2 separate regions of the Homo sapiens genome follow, and region 2 is linked to region 1. Evidence: read pairs that join two places in POLR2A ChIA-PET (ENCODE). Cell type or tissue: B cell. All regions are shown on one strand. Links, peaks and the distances in the headings refer to the core of each region. The heading gives the core; the rest is flanking DNA. Region 1 overlaps EPS15 (epidermal growth factor receptor pathway substrate 15). Region 2 overlaps OSBPL9 (oxysterol binding protein like 9).

Region 1 (2,825 bases), core at 34-2,533:
CGATAAGAGCCTCTGCTTCCTCTCTTCCTCCACAAGCCAGACAGGAAAGAAGAGCTGTGTTGCTAAATAATGCCATTCGGTGTTCAAAGAAGCATGTCTCAGAAACCTCTAAGGGACTCACCATTTCCTGTGTATTGAAAGTCTGTCTTGGCTGGGCACGATGGCTCACACCTGTAATCCCAGCACTTTGGGAGGCTGAGGTGGGTGGATCACCTGAGGTCAGGAGTTCAAGACCAGCCTGCCCAATAAGGTGAAACCCCATCTCTACTAAAAATACAAAAATTAGCCAGGCGTGGTGGCGGATGCCTGTAATCCCAGCTACTCGGAAGGCTGAGGCAGGAGAATCACTTGAATGCGGGAGGCAGAGGTTGCAGTGAGCCAAGATCGCGCCACTGCACTCCAACCTGGGCTTCAAAGTGAGACTTCATCTCAAAAAAAAGAAAAAAAAAAAAAAAACCAACAACAACAGTAAAAGGCTGTCTTTACCTAGTACAGAAGTTCTTTATAATCTTTTTCTGATTTACCATTTCAGCTTTATTTAACCACACATGAACCTTCCATTCTAGGTAAGTTAGTCTGTCTAGAATTTTCTCATCTCTCTACTTTTTTTTCATTAATTTTTTATTATCATAAAATATACATAACATAAAATTTACTACTTTAAATTTTTAACTACTTAAAGTGTACAATTCAGTGTCATTAATTGTACACTTAAAGTGGTTAAAATTTTAAAGTGGTAATTTTTTTTTTTTGAGACAGAGTTTCACTCTTTTGTTGTCAATTTTAAATGTACTTAATGTCATTAAATACATTCACAGTAATTGTGTAGTTATCACCACTATGAATCTCCAGAACTTTATCATCCCAGACTGAATAATCTAATTGGAATTGATATCAACTTACTTCAGTCCCATACAAAACTGTGCTCCTGGCCAGGCGTGGTGGCTCACGCCTGTAATCCCAGGAATATGGAAGCCAAGATGGGAGGATTGCTTGAGGTCAGGGCAACATAGTGAGACCTTGTCTCTACAGAAAATAAAATTAGTTGGCTGTGGTGGTGCATACCTGTAGACCTAGCTACTTGAGAGGCTGAGGCGGGAGGACTGCCTGAGGCCAGGAGTTCGAGGATGCAGTGAGCTATGATCACACCAATGCACTCCAGCCTGGGAAACAGAGACACTCTGTCTTTAAAGACACAAATAAAATTCTGGTCCTATACAGCTCCATTCTCTCCTCTGCCTTACCCTCACTTTTTTTTTTTTTTTTTTTTTTTGAGATGGAGTCTTGCTCTGTCATCTAAGCTGGAGTGCAGCAGTGCAATCTCGGCTCACTGCAACCTCTGCCTCCTGGGTTCAAGTGATTCTCCTGCCTCAGCCTCCCAAGTAGCTGGGATTACAGGCGCCTGCCACCACACCCAGCTAATTTTTGTATTTTTAGTGGAGACAGGGTTTCACTGTGTTGGCCAGGCTGGTCTCGAACTCCTGACCTCAGGTGATCCATCCGCCTCAGCTTCCCAAAGTGCTGGGATTACAGGAGTGAGCCACTGCACCTGGCCCATTCTCACCCTGTTATGTTATTGATGTCACAAACTGTATCAGAACTCCCCCTGTTATGTTATTGATGTCACAAACTATATCTTTATACATTGTGTATCTACTAACAGATTCATAAATTCTTTTTTATGCATTTGTCTCTTAAATTCTATAGAAAGTATAAAGTGGAGTTGTAAACAAAAATTACAGTAATACTGGTTTTTACATTTGTCCATGTATTTACCTTTACTGGAGATCTTTTTATCTTCATATGGCTTTCAGTTACTGTCTAGCATCCTTTCATTTTAACCTGAAGGACTCCCTTTAGCATTTATTGTAGGGTAGATCTAGAAGTAATGAACTCCCTCAGCCTTTGTTTGTCTGAGAATATTTTAATTTCTCCCTCATGTTTTTGAAGCACAGTTTTGTCAGGTATAGAATTCTCAGTTGACAGGTTTTTTTTTTCCTTCCAGCACTTTAAATATATCATTTCATTGCCTTCTGACCTTCAAGTTTCTGCTGAGAAATCCATTGATAATCTTATTAAGGATTGATTATATGTCACAAATTGACAAGTTGCTTTTCTTCTTGCTTGCTATTTTAAAGATTATTGCAACAGTTTGATTATAATGTGTCTCAGTGTGAGTCTTTTTGTGTTTATCCTACTTGGAGTTCATTGAGCTTTTTAGATCTGTAGATGCAGATATTTTATCAAATTTGAGTTTTCTTCTTAGTCTGCTTCTTACTGCTGTTTTGCCAACATCTTCTGTGCTTTCTTACGTAAGCTCTCTCTAGTAGAAATACCATTTTCTTACCTGACATTTACTCTTTCCTTCAAGGCTTAGCTGAAGTCTCTCACCTCCATCACACAGTATTCTCAGACTGGAGTAATTTATATTGTAAATATGACATTATTATCTGCACAGCTCACTTTGCAATTAATCATCCTGCCTTCAGTGATACCAAGGAGGCCTTTTCTGACCTCCTTCAGGGAGAGTCAAGTTCCCATTCTCTGTGTTCCAATAGCACCTTACCTGTCCCACAGTGCTTACCTGTTGTAGCACCTAGTACACTGCATTGTAATTATCTCTTTATATTCTTATCCCCAACCCCTCACACCAGGTGTGTGTTCACATACACTGAATTAAGAGCTTCTTAATGACAGGTGCCTATCTCACTGGTTTTATGTACCTCCTAAGTATAGCATAGTGACAAGTATGTAATAGGATTCAGTATGTGTTATTGAGTAAGTAGATAAGTTGTATAGTGGTATATTAGGTTTTATTGTGTATT
Region 2 (2,825 bases), core at 237-2,736, 350 kb before region 1:
AGTATCTCATTTTCCATCCTTTTACTTTTAACCAGTGTCTTTAAAGTTTCTCTCTTGAAAATATCATATAGATAAATCCTGCTTTTTTAATCCAGTCTGACATTAAATGGAGTGGTAACTGTTGATATAGTTGGGATTAACTCTACCATTTTAATAGGTTTTCTACATGCCCCCTTTGTTCCTTGTTCATGCCATTATTTCTCCTTTTCTCCTTTCTTAGAATTAATGGAGTATTTGTATGATTCCGTTTAATCTTATCTACTGGCTTTTGAACTGTACTTTTATTTTTTTTAAGACAGGGTCTTGCTCTGTCACCCAAGCTGCAGTGGTGTGATTATAGCTCACAGTCCCAGCCTCAAATTGCTGGGACTGCATGACCCTCCTGCCTTAGCCTCCCAAGTAGCTGGAACTACAGGTGCACACCACCAAGCCTGGCTTATTATTAAAAATTTTTTTTTGTAGGGACAGGGTTGTGCTGTGTTGCCCTGGCTGGTCTCAAACTCCTGGCTTCAAGCAATCCTTCTACTTTGGCCTCCCAAAGTGCTGGGATTACAGGCATGAGCCACTGCAACTGGCCTGTAAATAGTTCTGGGGGCCTCAAAGTTTAAATTCTCACACATAAAAACTACCCTTAAATCTCAAATCTATACCCAATGAACAACTGGTACGTTCCATTTTTGCTTACACGTTACTAATAAATGCTTAAATTTTACTTCTTAAATTATCTGTTAATTTAAACACTGCCATATTTATTTAAATTTCTGCCTTTGGGGAATTGGTTATTCTTTTAAATCTTCATCAAGAAAAAAAAAATATATATTTATCAATGTCAGCCAATGTATCCACCCAGCAAGAAACTTCAGTGATATGTATCTAGCTTCAGTAAACCACAGTCTGAGACTAAGGAATGCAGAGAAGACGAACTAACAACATTCCCCATTACAAAAAAATTTCCTGCTACCAGCGAAAGGCAATGTGAACTCACCTCCTTGTAAATCAATTTCACCTTTACATTACTTCTATCTCATACATATACACATATATAATATTGCAAGCTTTATATTTAAAATTTATAAATCATCTATAATTTGGATACTATATTGTAAGCTCAAGGGCAGACATGACTTTTCCTTTCTCCAACTTGTAAGAAAGTGCCTAGCAAACAACAGGTGCTTTGGAAAGGTTTGCTGAACTCAGAAAATTAAGCTTCATTAGGATATAGTACAAATAATTTGACAGTGATTGCCAGTGCCTGGATTAAATAAACTTATACCATTGGCCTTGTGAATATTGGCTACCTATTAACGGGCTCTTGAGAATTTTTTAAAGTGTTAAACTTGGTTGCCTAACATCGCCACCATATAACTTTAAGCAAACAGGCAACCAGTGTAAACACATTATTCAATACCACAGAATACCCAGAAATGTTTGAAAGGTGACAAGGAATCCATCTATCCTGCAAAATAAAAGGCAGAAAGCTGCTGAGTAACATCTGTAAACGTTGGAAACTACCATGTTCAGTCAAATACCTCACAAACAGGTCCGGATGTGCAAAAAAGTCTGCATACATTTCTAAAAGAGATCTTCTTTCAAGAATAAACGTTGGAAGAACTACCTGAAAAACATACACATTTGACCCTTGAAGATCAAATTTCTCTTCAGATAAACAGACTAAAAAAAAAAAAAAGAAAACAAAACAAAACACCACCTCATTCAAATCATGGTAACATCCACCACATATTGCCCAGGCATGCTCCAAAAACTAATTCTCAACCTGTCAGATTCAGAAATGACCATTAACCTGCCTAGCAGATCAAAAACAGAGAAAGACTTTTGAATGTTCAAATGTCACTTCCTCTGTGAAACTTCCTTTTTCTCCCTAAGTATAGTAACAACAACAAACTACTCAACAAACTCACTCAGAGGAATCCTTTGATGCCTCCTATCTGCTGGACATTACATATACATTATTTTATTATTTGTATATTACATACATATTATATTACAATAGCCCTATGATGAAGAAATTATTACAGTGAAGAAATATGAAGCTCAGCGTCCCACTATTAATTGTCCCATTATTAATGTGGAATTCAAACTGGATCTGAGTTTGGGGCGTGTGTGCACTTTCTACTGCTGTTGCTCTATCATCATTAGACAAGTGTATAGGAAATACATGATGAGCACCTACAATCCAAGAATTAAGTTTTATTCACACTCGCGCTCTCACTACTATTTACACAGTAAGAAACTTTTAAATGAGCAATTAAAGGAATAAACAAAAAGAAGAAAAGAATACAGACTGGGAACCAACAAACTGGAATACGGGAAGACATGAGAAAGATGATTAACCAATGAAAAAAAGAGAAGAATTTCATTAGAGAATGGGAATGGGAGAAGAGTTTTTGAAATGAGTATCAGATTATCAATTATTCATTACGAAGTAGAACACCCCAGAGTAAGCAAAAATTTCTTAACATTTAGTAATAACTACATATCCACTATATTCAAGGTCCTGTGTTAAAAGCTGTGGTGGAGGCTGGGCATACTGGCTTGTGCCTATAATCCCAGCACTTTGGGAGGCTGAGGTGGGTGGATCACCCGAGGTCAGGAGTTCGAGACCAGCCTGGCCAACACAGTGAAACCCCGTCTCTACTAAAAATACAAAAATTACCTGAGTGTGGTGGCGCACACCCGTAGTCCCAGCTACTCGAGAGGCTGAGGCAGGAGAATCACTTGAACCCAGGAGGCAGAGGTTGCCGTGAGCCAAGATTGCACCACTATACTCCAGCCTGGGTGACAGAGCAAGACCCCATCTCTAAATA

What was found. Peaks named below come from ENCODE experiments on the same cell type or tissue, not always from the same donor. Only the 100,000 strongest peaks of a DNase experiment are listed, where the experiment ranks them.
Region 2: POLR2A ChIA-PET joins it to region 1 with 6 read pairs; 2 of 35 experiments call an interaction of 5 or more read pairs at or near these places.

The regions. Positions count from the first base shown.
Region 1 is chr1:51,427,275-51,430,099 of GRCh38, reverse strand. The region is part of intron 12 of EPS15 (epidermal growth factor receptor pathway substrate 15); the gene reads left to right. Among named protein-coding and RNA genes, the nearest start is that of EPS15-AS1, 90 kb to the left of the region's middle. In B cell, for the core only: no CTCF peak of the experiment used is centred there; no DNase peak of the experiment used is centred there; H3K27ac peaks cover 117 bases.
Region 2 is chr1:51,775,623-51,778,447 of GRCh38, reverse strand. OSBPL9 (oxysterol binding protein like 9) reads right to left here. Exons shown (of 24, transcript NM_024586.6): 15 at 1,530-1,615. Among named protein-coding and RNA genes, the nearest start is that of MIR761, 59 kb to the left of the region's middle. In B cell, for the core only: no CTCF peak of the experiment used is centred there; no DNase peak of the experiment used is centred there; H3K27ac peaks cover 1,012 bases.